Regions from separate parts of the Homo sapiens genome. Here regions 1 and 3 are each linked to region 2. A link is an interaction called in ENCODE POLR2A ChIA-PET data of the cell type or tissue named here. Cell type or tissue: GM12878. All regions are shown on one strand.

Region 1 (4,000 bases), 290 kb before region 2:
GACTTAATATGGGGGAAATTTTTACAGAAACAGCATACAAAGCAAAATAACCGAAAATAGAAAAGTAAAACATGATTAAATGTATTCCAATATATTGCAGTCTGTCACATAGAGACTTTGATGGAATAATGTCTTATAACAGGACATAGAACAATTCTTACAGACTGAAATTACTTAGAATTGTTCTTCCACAGTAATAGTCTATCTGCTTTCATATGTGACTTTAACAAGTTCAAGTAGAAACTTCAACTTGTCATTTTTAGTTGTACATGGTGTCCAGACAAAACAGGAATTGCAGTTCAGCTTCTTTGAAATGTTTAATATATTTTTATTTGGCCTTCTATAAAATTTTTAGTCTATTTAGAAAAACAACTCAGCCTTAGTTTTAAAAAGACTACTACATTTCTTTAAAAAAGGAAATAAGCTGAAACTGCTTAAATGGTCATGTTAATTCTACTAACCTTTTCTAAAGCAATTCACAATAAGGCAGAAAATAATTAAGAATCCAAAAATCAGAACATAACATTAGGATATTAAGAAACTGCTTTCTTAATCTTAATTTACTATCTATAGTTCATTCTGAAATAATTCTAAAATACTTAACTTTAAACTATTAATATCTTGTCATTTTTAGGAATTACTCTCAGATCTTAAAACTTAGCTAAATTAAACTAGCCTTCAAAGTCAATTAGTTTTTTAAATCAAGTTCAGGCTCACAAAATTACCATGAAATCTAGTGTTTTAGGGTTTTACTATCTGCTCTGTGCCCCACCTTATTCAACAAACATTTACAAACTACTTGTCGGAACAAAATATTTTAAAACCTGCCTTCACAGAGCTTACTTTCTAGGATATAGTTCCTTCAAAAAAATAATTTAAAATGTTCTTAAATTCAAATCATTAAAATAAAATGAAAAAAAGCTTTGTTTATATACTATAAAAACTCATTAGAATAATTAACTTATCTTGCTATGAGAGATAAGCCTATCACTTCAGAACTGCTTAAGGGCAGCAAACATTCTTATTGGTACAAGGGGAAAATTCTTTGACTAGCAAAATCTTTCAGGTCTTAATTAAAAAAACATTTAAAACATTTATGTCTTGACCATAAAGCTGGTCGAGACAATTATGGTCACAACATGTTCCCTGTGTGATAATACCATCTGAGTTTTATTAGAACTATATCATATACTTAACACAAAGATAAGTTATTCCCCAAAAGTTAAAAAAAAAAAATTCTACACCAAAATCGAAATAACCACCATGCATTTTCTGGTTATGGAATAAAAATTCAACATTAAAAGAATAATCTCATAGTTAAAAACACACTTGGTCCTTCCTCTTACATTTAGTTTTATCTTTATTAAATGTCATTTCATAATTTAATTGAACATAAATTCCTAAATTATTTATAATAAATGAACATACCTTCAAGGGATAAAATTGCTTCATTGCCATTTTAATACTTATCAAGTTCTCATGTATCAAGTGTAATAAAAAACTACAAATAAGTAAACACCACAGAATGAGGAGGAGAGATGCATGTAACATCTAAAATAGAATTCATCAATGCTTACCTCCCCATGTACTTGCTACCTGAGAAGCAGTTGACATAGGATGTACAGATGGGTGAAAAGTTGGCTGCTGCAAATCAAGCAGATCATTGGGCAGCTTTGATGTGCTAGAAAGATATTTTGGAAACGTGTTTTATTTACCAGAAAAACTTTGCTACTTTAGTGTCACCTTCTCCACCCACCACAGATAAAAACATTAAAAACAAGGGAGAAAAGTCTCATTAATATAAATCTCAAAAGAGGAACAGTTTCTTCATATGACAGCATATTTCTAAGGAGGCTTGGAAAAATAATCTAATATCATATCTTAAGTTTATATAAGATTCAAAGAACAGTAGCTCTTCTGAAAAGGATGAATGTCTTCCCCTAGAAAAAACTAATTTCCCTATTAAAATGAACCTAAACAACAAGATTCTAAAATACAAAATATCACAGCAATTTTAATATTTTTAATAAAACTCTTTTCTTACTTTTAATATTCACAGAACTTGAATCACATTTGCAATACACTACACAGTAAAATACTCATTAACCTCACTTCTAGTGCCTCAGTGTCCAAACTATGTATCAATGATACAGGGAAAAAATTTTACATGCATTTATGAATAGAGCCACCCCATCACACAACACACTATTTACATGATATATTTCTTTCTTCTTTTTTTTGAGACAGAGTCTCGCTCTGTCGCCCAGGATGGAGTGCAGCGGCGTGATCTTGGCTCACTGTAACCTCTGCCTCCCAGGTTCAAATGATTCTCCTGCCTTAGCCTCCCAAGCAGCTGGGACTACAGGTGCGCAGCACCGCATCCGGCTAATTTTTGTATTTTTAATAGAGACAGGGTTTCACCATGTTGGCCAGCCTGGTCTCAAACTCTTGACCTCAGGTGATACGCCTGCCTCGGCCTCCCAGAGTGCTGGGATTACAGGCGTGAGCCACTGTGCTCAGCCTCTTTTTTTGTTGTTGTTTTGCTTTTTTTGAGACAAGAGTCTCACTCTGTTGTCCAGGCTGGAGTGCAGTGATGTGATCTTGGCTCAATGCAACCTCCACCTCCTGGGTTCCAGTGACTGGCATGCCTTAGCCTCCCAAGAAGCTGGGATTAAAGGTGCATGCCACCATGCTTGGCTAATTTTTGTCCTTTAGTAGAGACAGGGTTTCACCACACTGCCCAGGCTGGCCTCGAACTCCTGACCTCAGATGATCCACCCACCTGAGCCTCCCAAAGTGCTGGGATTACAGGCGGGAGGCACCATGCCTGGCTTACATGATATATTTCTACCTCAAGACTTCTATGTAATTTTTTTTATTTGAGACAGAGTCTCGCTCCGTCGCCCAGGCTGGAGTGCAGTGGAGCGATCCTGGCTCACTGCAAGCTCCGCCTCCCGGGTTCATGCCATTCTTCTACCTCAGCCTGCCAAGTAGCTGGGACTACAGGCGCCTGCCACCACGCCCGGCTAATTTTTTATATTTTTAGTAGAGATGGGCTTTCACCGTGTTAGCCAGGATGGTCTCGATCTCCTGACCTCATGATGCGCCCACCTCAGCCTCCCAAAATGCTGGGATTACAGGCATGAGCCACCATGCCCGGCCGACTTCTATGTGATTTTAATGAACAACTCAAAACATGACCCCAGAGTGTCTAAGAATTCAAACACAGTACAGATAATTTTTTTAAGAGAAGGGGTCTGGAGGCTGGGTGTAGTGGCTCATGCCTGTAATCCCAGCACTTTGGGAGGCTGAGGCGTGCGGACTGCTTGAGTTCAAAAGTTCAAGATCAGCTTGGGCAAAATGGCGAAAAAATACGAAAAATAGTTGGGCATTGCGGAGTGCGCCTGTAGTCCCAGCTACTCGGGAAGCTAAGGCAGAGGGAATGCTTGAGCCCAGGAGGTTGAGGCTGCAGTGAGCCATGGCTGTGCCACTGCACTCCAGCCTGGGTGACAGAGTAAGTCACTGTCTCAAAAGAGAGAGAGAGATTGAGAGAGAAACAGACAAACAGACCAAGAGATGTTGCCCAGGCTAGCTTGTACGGCTGGGCTCAGGCCTTCCTCCTGCCTCAACCTCCTGAGTAGCTGGGACAACAGGCACACGCCACCACACCCAGCTCCTAATTTTTAACTTATATATTCTCCAAAATAGAATGTTTTTCTTTTTAAATGGATATACAATAATTGTACATATTTATGGGATACATATGATATTGTGATACATGCATACCATGTAATTATCAGGACATCTATCACACCTCAAACATTCATCATTTCTCTGTGTTGAGAACATTCTAAATCTTCTAGCTACTTTGATATAGGTAATACAATTGTTTTTAATTAGTAATTCTACTGTGCTATCAAACACTAGAACTTATTCCTTCTAACTGTATTTTTATAAAAAAGTTTTGAAGACATGTCTTTTAGATGTACAATAGTTGTGT
Region 2 (4,000 bases):
ACAAAAGTTAGCTAGGCATGATGGCATGTGCCTGTAATCCCAGCTACTTGGGAGGATGAAGCATGAGAATCACTTGAGCCCGTGAGGCAGAGGTTGCGGTGAGCTGAGATTGTGCCACCACACTCCAGCCTGGGCAACAGAGTGAGACTCTGTCTCAAAAACGAAAAACCAAAAAACAGAAAAGGCTGGGCACGGTGGTTCATGCCTGTAATCGCAGCACTTTGGGAGGCCAAGGCAGGAGGACTGCTTGAGCCCAGGAGTTTGAGACCACCCTAAGCAACATAGCAAGACGCTGTCTCTACAAAATATTTGAAAATTAGCTGGGTGGAGTAGTGTGCACCTGTAGTCCCAGCTACTAGGGAGGCTAAGGTGGGAGTATCACTTGAGCCCAGGAGGCTGAGGCTGCAGTGAGCTGTGATCACACCACTGCAATCCAGCCAGGGTGACAGAGCAAGACCCTGTCTCAAAAAAAGAAAAAAAAATTAAAAGGAAAAATTAGGTTAAAGGTACTAACTATAAAGCTTTTTCCATCCTTTAACAATTTCTCAACTGGTCGTGGTTTTAAATTTTGCTACTTAATGCCATTCTAAGTAAAGTAAAATTGTTAGCATGAATTTTATTATTCATTTTCATATTGTGTAATGATCATTTTATTTTTTTGAGACAGAGTTTCGCTCTTGTTGCCCGGGCTGGAGTGCAGGGGTGTGATTTCAGCTCACTGCAACTTCCGCCTCCCAGTTTCAAGAGCTTCTCCTGCCTCAGCCTCCTGAGTAGCTGGGATTACAGGCGTGCGCCACCAAGCCCAGCTAATTTTTGTATTTTTAGTAGAGACAGGGTTTCACCATGTTGGCCAGGATGGTCTCGAACTCCTGACCTCAAGTGATCCAACCTGCCTCAGCCTCCCAAGGTGCTGGGATTACAGGTGTGAGCCACCAGGCCTGGTGTAATGATCATTTTAAATACAAACATAAGAGCCTTTACCTCTTATGTGAAATTAGAAATTACAGAATTGATATTTGTGTCTCATACACACAAGTATTTTGTTCTTACCAGGGGAGTGGAAACTCTGCACAAAAGTAACTCCACTTTTATTTGAGACAGAGTCTCGCTCTGTCGCCCAGGCTGGAATGCAGTGGTGCAATCTCGGCTCACTGCAGCCTCCACCTCTCAGGTTCAAGCAATTCTCCTGTCTCAGCCTCCTGAGTAGCTGGGATTACAAATGTGTGCCACCACAGCCAGCTAATTTTTTTTTTTTTTGGTATCGTTAGTAGAGACGGGGTTTCGCCATGTTGGCCAGGCTGGTCTGGAACTCCTGGCCTCAAGTGATCCGCCCGCCTCAGCCTCCCAAAGTGCTGGGATTACAGGCGTGAGCCACTGTGCCTGGCTGAGATGACAAATAGGATGAAGTCTTGGGGTGTTTCGAAGGAAAAAAAATGGGGTGAGAAAGGAATAAGAGGTGGCTTTGAGTATATCATCTACTACAAAATACTGGAAAAAGGCTGGTAGAAACTCAGTGACTTTAAAATTATCTTTAAGCAAATGCCTGAGAAAGGCAAAAGTCTAAAGAAATGATGGTCACTTTTTCCAGAAGTGCTTAAAGAATTGAAATGCTCCTTTGAGGCAAAGGGGACAGTCATTCTGCTTAATTGCATCTTCAGGCTTGAACAAGGTATCATCTAGGACAGTAGGTTTTAAATTTTTTTTAATGCAACCCACAGTAAGAAATAGACTATACAGGCCAGGTGCGGTGGCTCAGGCCTGTAATCCCAGCACTTTGGGAGGCCGAGGCGGGCAGATCACGAGGTCAGGAGATCGAGACTATCCTGGCTAACACGGTGAAACCCCGTCTCTACTAAAAATACAAAAAATTAGCCGGGCACGGTGGTGGGCACCTGTAGTCCCAGCTACTCGGGAGGCTGAGGCAGGAGAATGGTGTGAACCCGGGAGGTGGAGCTTGCAGTGAGCCAAGATAGCGCCACTGCACTCCTGCCTGGGCGAAAGAGCGAGACTCCGTCTCAAAAAAAAAAAAAAAAAAAAAAAGAAATAGACTATACATAATAACCCAATCATACACACATATAGAAAGTCCCATGAAACAATATACTTACTAATATGATGCATTCTGAAATTTTCTATTTCTTTTTTTTTTTCTTTTTGTAATGCTGGTTGTAACTCACTAAATTGATTTCACAACCTGCCCATGGATCTCAGCCTGCAGTGTGAAACACAGTAACCTAGGGAAAATGAGTCTAGATGGCTTTTACCAAGGGTAGTGGAAGTGGGGCCCACATTGTGAGAAATACAACCATAAGTAAAAAGTGCTAAATGGCCTCTCTTTAACCAGAGACCACAGTCTGTAACTTCCCCTGCTTTCAGTGGTTACCTCTGGGTTTCCCCTGTTGTGATTTATAGAAAATGACTATCACTTTGGAATTGAGCTGGTGGATTTCTACAAAGATTCTTGGTATTTCATGGTTATTTTCTGATGTAGAGCAAGACTTCATGTGAATGAAAGCAGATTCATTTTGCCTTTCTTGCTTGGGTACCCCAGGCTGATGTGGAATAAAAAATTGTTGGGTGATTTCTCTTACATTTCTGCATAATGAGTGAGGGAAGTGTGTGTGTTTAATTCCGAAACCAATAAACTGGGTTGCCAGAAAATCATTGATCATAAGAAGTGTATGGCACTGAACTGACACCCTGTGCTATATGGGCCATTATTTTTCTTCATTGCAAAATCACTATTTTTTATTTATTTATTGTTTTTGAGACAGAGTTTTGCTCTTGTTGCCCAGGCTGGAGTGCAATGGCGCAATCTCAGCTCATGGCAACCTGTGCCTCCTGGGTTCAAGCGATGCTCCTGCCTCAGCGTCCTGAGTAGCTGGGATTACAGGCATGCGTCTCCATGCCTGAATTTTGTATTTTTAGTAGAGATGAGGTTTCTACATATGGGTCAGGCTGGTCTCGAACTCCCGACCTTGACCTCCCAAAGTGCTGGGATTACAGGCATGAGCCACCGCGCTCAGCCATGCAAAATCACTTTTTAAACTGTTAATATTTCATATAAGAAAGGCTTGGCTTATCTTACTGAATCTGGTTGCAAATTGTCTTAATAATCCCAGTTCTGAATAGCAACCTGCAGGGGATGGTGGCTCAGGCCTGTAATCCCAGCACTTTAGAAGGCTGATGCAGGAAGATCACTTGAGCCCAAGAGTTTGAGACCAGCCCTGGCAACATAGCGAGATTCCATCTCTACAAAAAACAACTAGCCAGGTGTGGTGGCACATGCCTGTAGTCTTAGCTGCTTGGAAGGCTGAGGCAGGAGGATCGCTTGAGCCTTGAGCCATGATCCCGCCACTGCACTCCAGCTCTGGTGACAGAGCGAGACCCTGACTCTAATGAAAAATAATAAAATGAATAACTTATGTAAGAGTTCTGCATTATTCCCCTTAATCCCTGAGTAAATCTGGCTGAAATACAGAGTTTGTGACCCTTGGGAAGTCAAAACTCTCTGTGAAGGACCCTTCAAAATACTTTTTTGCCTTTGCTCTAAAATGTTAGCTCCTAGTAGACAGGAGAGAATCATTTATTCATGTATTTAATTGGCCAGGTGTGCAAAGCACTGTATTAGTGATGGCCCTATATAGACCTTTATTATGCAGTGGTTCCCACATGTGAAAAGAGTGAATGTACCATAATCATTTAGGGAGTATTTTAATAATAAACTCTCAAAAGTTTTGCTAAACTGCAATTTTATATTGGCTGGGCACAACACAAAACAGCCCAAAGTAGATATAATTATATAAAGTTGATTTCAGCCCAGCCCAGCCCAACTTTCCACAGTCAACTTGAAATTTTCTCACTGTTACTAACTGGTGTCTTTCAAACCCATGTCCAAGGTTACGGGTGGGAGTGGTAGAGAATTGTCACTAGCTCTGCCGCCTATTGAATTGCTTCTGTGTCTAGGATTTAGCAGTTCCTGTCCCAGACTGGGGCCTGA
Region 3 (4,000 bases), 310 kb before region 2:
GAGGCAGAGGTTGCAGTGAGCTGAGGTCGCGCCACTGCAATGTAGCCTGGGCAAAAGAGCAAGACTCCGTCACAAAAAAAAAAAAAATACAAAATAATAAAATTAGTGATGGCAATGAACACTGTCTGAAAGAAAACAAAAACAACAACAAAAAAACACTGCCTTAAAAAGGTAGCTAAATCTCAATATTACTTTCCATTTATGAAGTCTTAAGCTATATAATAAAATGCACAAATTTTAACAAACATACTATTTTTAGCTCAGTCCTACTAATTTTAACATATCATTAACCCACGGAAAACAGGGCAGTGCTCTGGAAGTGGCTATAAGGACAACCGCAGCCTCTAACAGTAACAGGACAGCTGTCAGTAACGTGTAGCCCGTGTAATCAAAACACAGCTACTAGCCTACTGTCTGGAGAAAGAATGCTTCAAACTTTTCCACAAGGAGTTTTCTTTGACTGACGAAAATTTGTTGGTTGGTAAGATAGAAACTGGCCAAGGACAGGAGAATAGCCACAGAGCTATTCTGGGTCTACCATACCTTACAGTAATTAAAACATACTAAAACCTCTTCATTACTAGATGCTAATTATTTAATTAGAAAATACAGTTAATCCTCATTATTCATGGATTCCATATTTGCAAATTCACCTACATGATAAACTTTGTGACACCAAAAATCAACACTCCTGGTGCTTTCAAGGCCATTCATGCTCATTTGCAGAGGGGCAAAAATTTGACTCATCCAATACAGTTCACCTCCAGCTGAGATGGAACAAAGGACACTCTGCCTTGGTTCAGCTCTCATACCAGACCAGAGGATAGAGAAGGAGGATGGGGAGTCCATCATACTGCAAGAAACTCTGACTCTGGGGCCAGCTGGACAGGGCTAAAATTCCAACTCTGGCACCAGTTAGTGCGACAGCCTTAAGCAAGTCACTTAACACTTCTGAACTTTATTTCCTCTTTCATAAAATAAATAGAATATACTAGAATGAGGTTTTCTAAAAGGACCGTCTATGTGACATATACATATATGCATATATTTCCCCCAGCAAGGGTTCAGTGTTCACTAATTCAGTGTTTGGGGTGACTTAAGTACTTAACTGCCACAAATAATGAGTATCAACTGTGTAAGTTATATGACATATATATAATTGCCAAACACATTGTCATATATATAAATTATATGACAAAACCGAAGCAAGTATAGTTTCTTTACCAATAATGAAATCACAAGATTTTGTATTTTAGAAAAATAAATAAAAAATTTGAGGTCAGTAATATAGAGTAGTGATTAAGGACATATGTTCTATAGTTAGGCTGCCTAGGTTATAAAAATTCAACTCATCATTTAAGATCTCTGTAATCCTGAGCACATTGCTTAATAACTCTGAGCCTCCACTTCCTCATCTGTAAAATAGGGATAATAATAGTGACTAACACATTAATAGGAGGATTATAAAAAATAAAACATTATTATTTACTGGAATATGTCTGGCACAAAGTAACCCTTAAATACTTGTTAGCCACTAAAATGTATCTGGTAAATATAGGCAACCAGCTTCCTTTGAAAGAAATACAATTACTTATACTTCTAAACTCAGTAACAATCCTTCTATTTATGTCTATCACTTTAAAAACATTTTCATGTTACATATTTAACTAAATTATTCAACTGTTAGTCTATCAGGAGCTTTTTCAACTCACCATTGTTGCAGCATTCCAAGCGGTTGTTGGTGCAACCTTTGGTTGCCAGTTAGATCCCCCAGTTAACTTCTTTTCACCTGGTTGACTCCAATTTACATCACTTTAAATAAACATAAGTGAGAATATTAAATGTCTCTAATTATAAAGTTTCCTTAGCTATATACTTATATAGAACAGAGTAAGATAGAGACTTGAGGCTGGGCGTGGTGGCTCATGCCTGTAATCCCAGCACTTTGGGAGGCCAAGGTGGACAAATCACTTGAGGTCAGGAGATTGAGACCAACCTGGCTAACACGGCGAAACCCCGTCTCTACTAAAAATACAAAAAAATTAGCCAGGCATGGTGGTGGGTGCCTGTAGTCCAGCTACTTGAGAGGCTGAGGCAGAAGAACGGCGTGAATCCGGGAGGCGGAGCTTGCAGTGGGCCGAGATTGCGCCACTGTACTCCAGCCTGAGCAACAGAGCGAGACTCCGTGTCAAAAAAAAAAAAAAAAGATGCAGACTTGATATCTCTACACATATTTTTGAGAGGAAAGCCAAATCAACCCTCCAAATAACACATGGAGAAAACACTAAATAACACACGGAGAAAACAATGTGTATATTAAACACTCACTTCTTAGTGGTTCCATTTCCGATGCCAAGATCTAGGAAAGGAGAAAAACAAAAAAGCATTTTATAACACGAGACGCAGTTTAATAAAACAACATAAAAGAAGATTAACGTATCCAAAGACTACTTACTGCCCACAAGGTTGGCTAAAGATGAATCCAAGTCATCAGATACTAACTTGCTAGGTGGGAGTTTGGCAACAGGAAGGTTCTGGTTCTGAGAGGCCACTGTTGGTTTGAGAAGTCCACCTAGTTCATCAAAGCCTTAAAGTTACAAACAGACGAAATAGAATTTGTAAGGAACTTTATGACGCTATGGTTTTCTAAAGGAGGTCTTTGCCTTTTCTCCTTGTTTATTCACTGGAAAAGTTATCCAAAAAATAGACATTAGTAAATGTCTTTAAATGGAAAATGAAGAAAGTCACCACTTCATACTGAATTGACTGAGAAGGCTGTATTTGCTTTGACAGAAATCATCTCTTATCTCATGACAAAATTACATTAGGGTTAAAGGGGATAAGAGAGAAGTATTATAAAAGAGAAAAAAAACAAATGTAATTCTCCTGCTAGCCCAGCAAAATTTTCTGAAGACTCACTTATATCTAAAGCAATATAGGTTAAAAAATAGCTCTCTGGAACTTTGAAAAAAGTTCCTTTTACGTTAAGAAATAAGATTTTATAGACTTTTTTTTTTTTTTTGAGACGGAGTCTTGCTCTGTCGCCCAGGTCGGACTGCGGACTGCAGTGGCGCAATCTCGGCTCACTGCAAGCTCCACTTCCTGGGTTCACGCCATTCTCCTGCCTCAGCCTCCCGAGTAGCTGGGACTACAGGCGCCCGCCACCGCGCCCAGCTAATTTTTTGTATTTTTAGTAGAGACGGGGTTTCACCTTGTTAGCCAGGATGGTCTCGATCTCCTGACCTCATGATCCACCCGCCTCGGCCTCCCAAAGTGCTGGGATTACAGGCGTGAGCCACCGCGCCCGGCCGAGACCTTTTTTTTAAAAGCAGAGAATGTAAGAGTGAACTATATCTAAGAAACTGCTAAATACTGTAATTGTATAAGCCCATCTAGTAAATGAGAACAATTCTTAAAAATGAAAATAAAATTCTTTAAGTTTTCCTCACCAAATTATAGAAAATAAAAGAAAATCCAATCAAACAAACCCTCTATGGGACTCAATAGTATGATCTAGGAATATTACAGTTTGAAAAAGAAAGTCACCAAAGATGATAGTTCACAACAATGATTGGTCTCTCTTTCCACTTTCCCAGGCAAGACAAACTAAAACCTACCGCAGCAAAAAAATATTATCATAAACCTACTAGTGCATAGAAAAAAATAAATTCTTAGTCCATACATATTCTTTATAGGCTTGCTTCTTAGTTTTTGAAGGATAACTAATTATATGTTATAAAATTAAGAACATCTCAATATATTCTCTCTAAATGGCTAAAAGTTAATTACTAACCAAAATCAAAGGCCATCCGATGGTAAGAACAGAATTATGAGTGTCAAAGTTTTACAGGCACTTCAAATTAACAAGGTATTAATGAAAACACAAAGTGGAAACCTGGTTCTACAGATCTATAAAGTTCCTTTAAGACAAATGAACCATAATAAGAATCATTCATAAAACAATAAAAAGCTCCTGTACCCACAGGCCTGATTATTTAAT

The links. Peaks named below come from ENCODE experiments on the same cell type or tissue, not always from the same donor. Only the 100,000 strongest peaks of a DNase experiment are listed, where the experiment ranks them.
Region 1: POLR2A ChIA-PET joins it to region 2 with 7 read pairs; 2 of 35 experiments call an interaction of 5 or more read pairs at or near these places.
Region 3: POLR2A ChIA-PET joins it to region 2 with 5 read pairs; 2 of 35 experiments call an interaction of 5 or more read pairs at or near these places.

What each region holds. Positions count from the first base shown.
Region 1 is chr11:85,995,249-85,999,248 of GRCh38, forward strand. It overlaps PICALM (phosphatidylinositol binding clathrin assembly protein), which reads right to left. Exons shown (of 20, transcript NM_007166.4): 12 at 1,578-1,681. Among named protein-coding and RNA genes, the nearest start is that of PICALM, 72 kb to the right of the region's middle. In GM12878, no CTCF peak of the experiment used is centred here; no DNase peak of the experiment used is centred here.
Region 2 is chr11:86,284,955-86,288,954 of GRCh38, forward strand. It overlaps a transcript of EED not described here. Among named protein-coding and RNA genes, the nearest start is that of MIR6755, 8.6 kb to the left of the region's middle. In GM12878, no CTCF peak of the experiment used is centred here; DNase peaks (open chromatin) are centred at 2,357 and 3,996; H3K27ac peaks cover 1,640 bases.
Region 3 is chr11:85,979,417-85,983,416 of GRCh38, forward strand. It overlaps PICALM (phosphatidylinositol binding clathrin assembly protein), which reads right to left. Exons shown (of 20, transcript NM_007166.4): 15 at 2,456-2,587; 16 at 2,329-2,359; 17 at 1,713-1,812. Among named protein-coding and RNA genes, the nearest start is that of PICALM, 88 kb to the right of the region's middle. In GM12878, no CTCF peak of the experiment used is centred here; no DNase peak of the experiment used is centred here.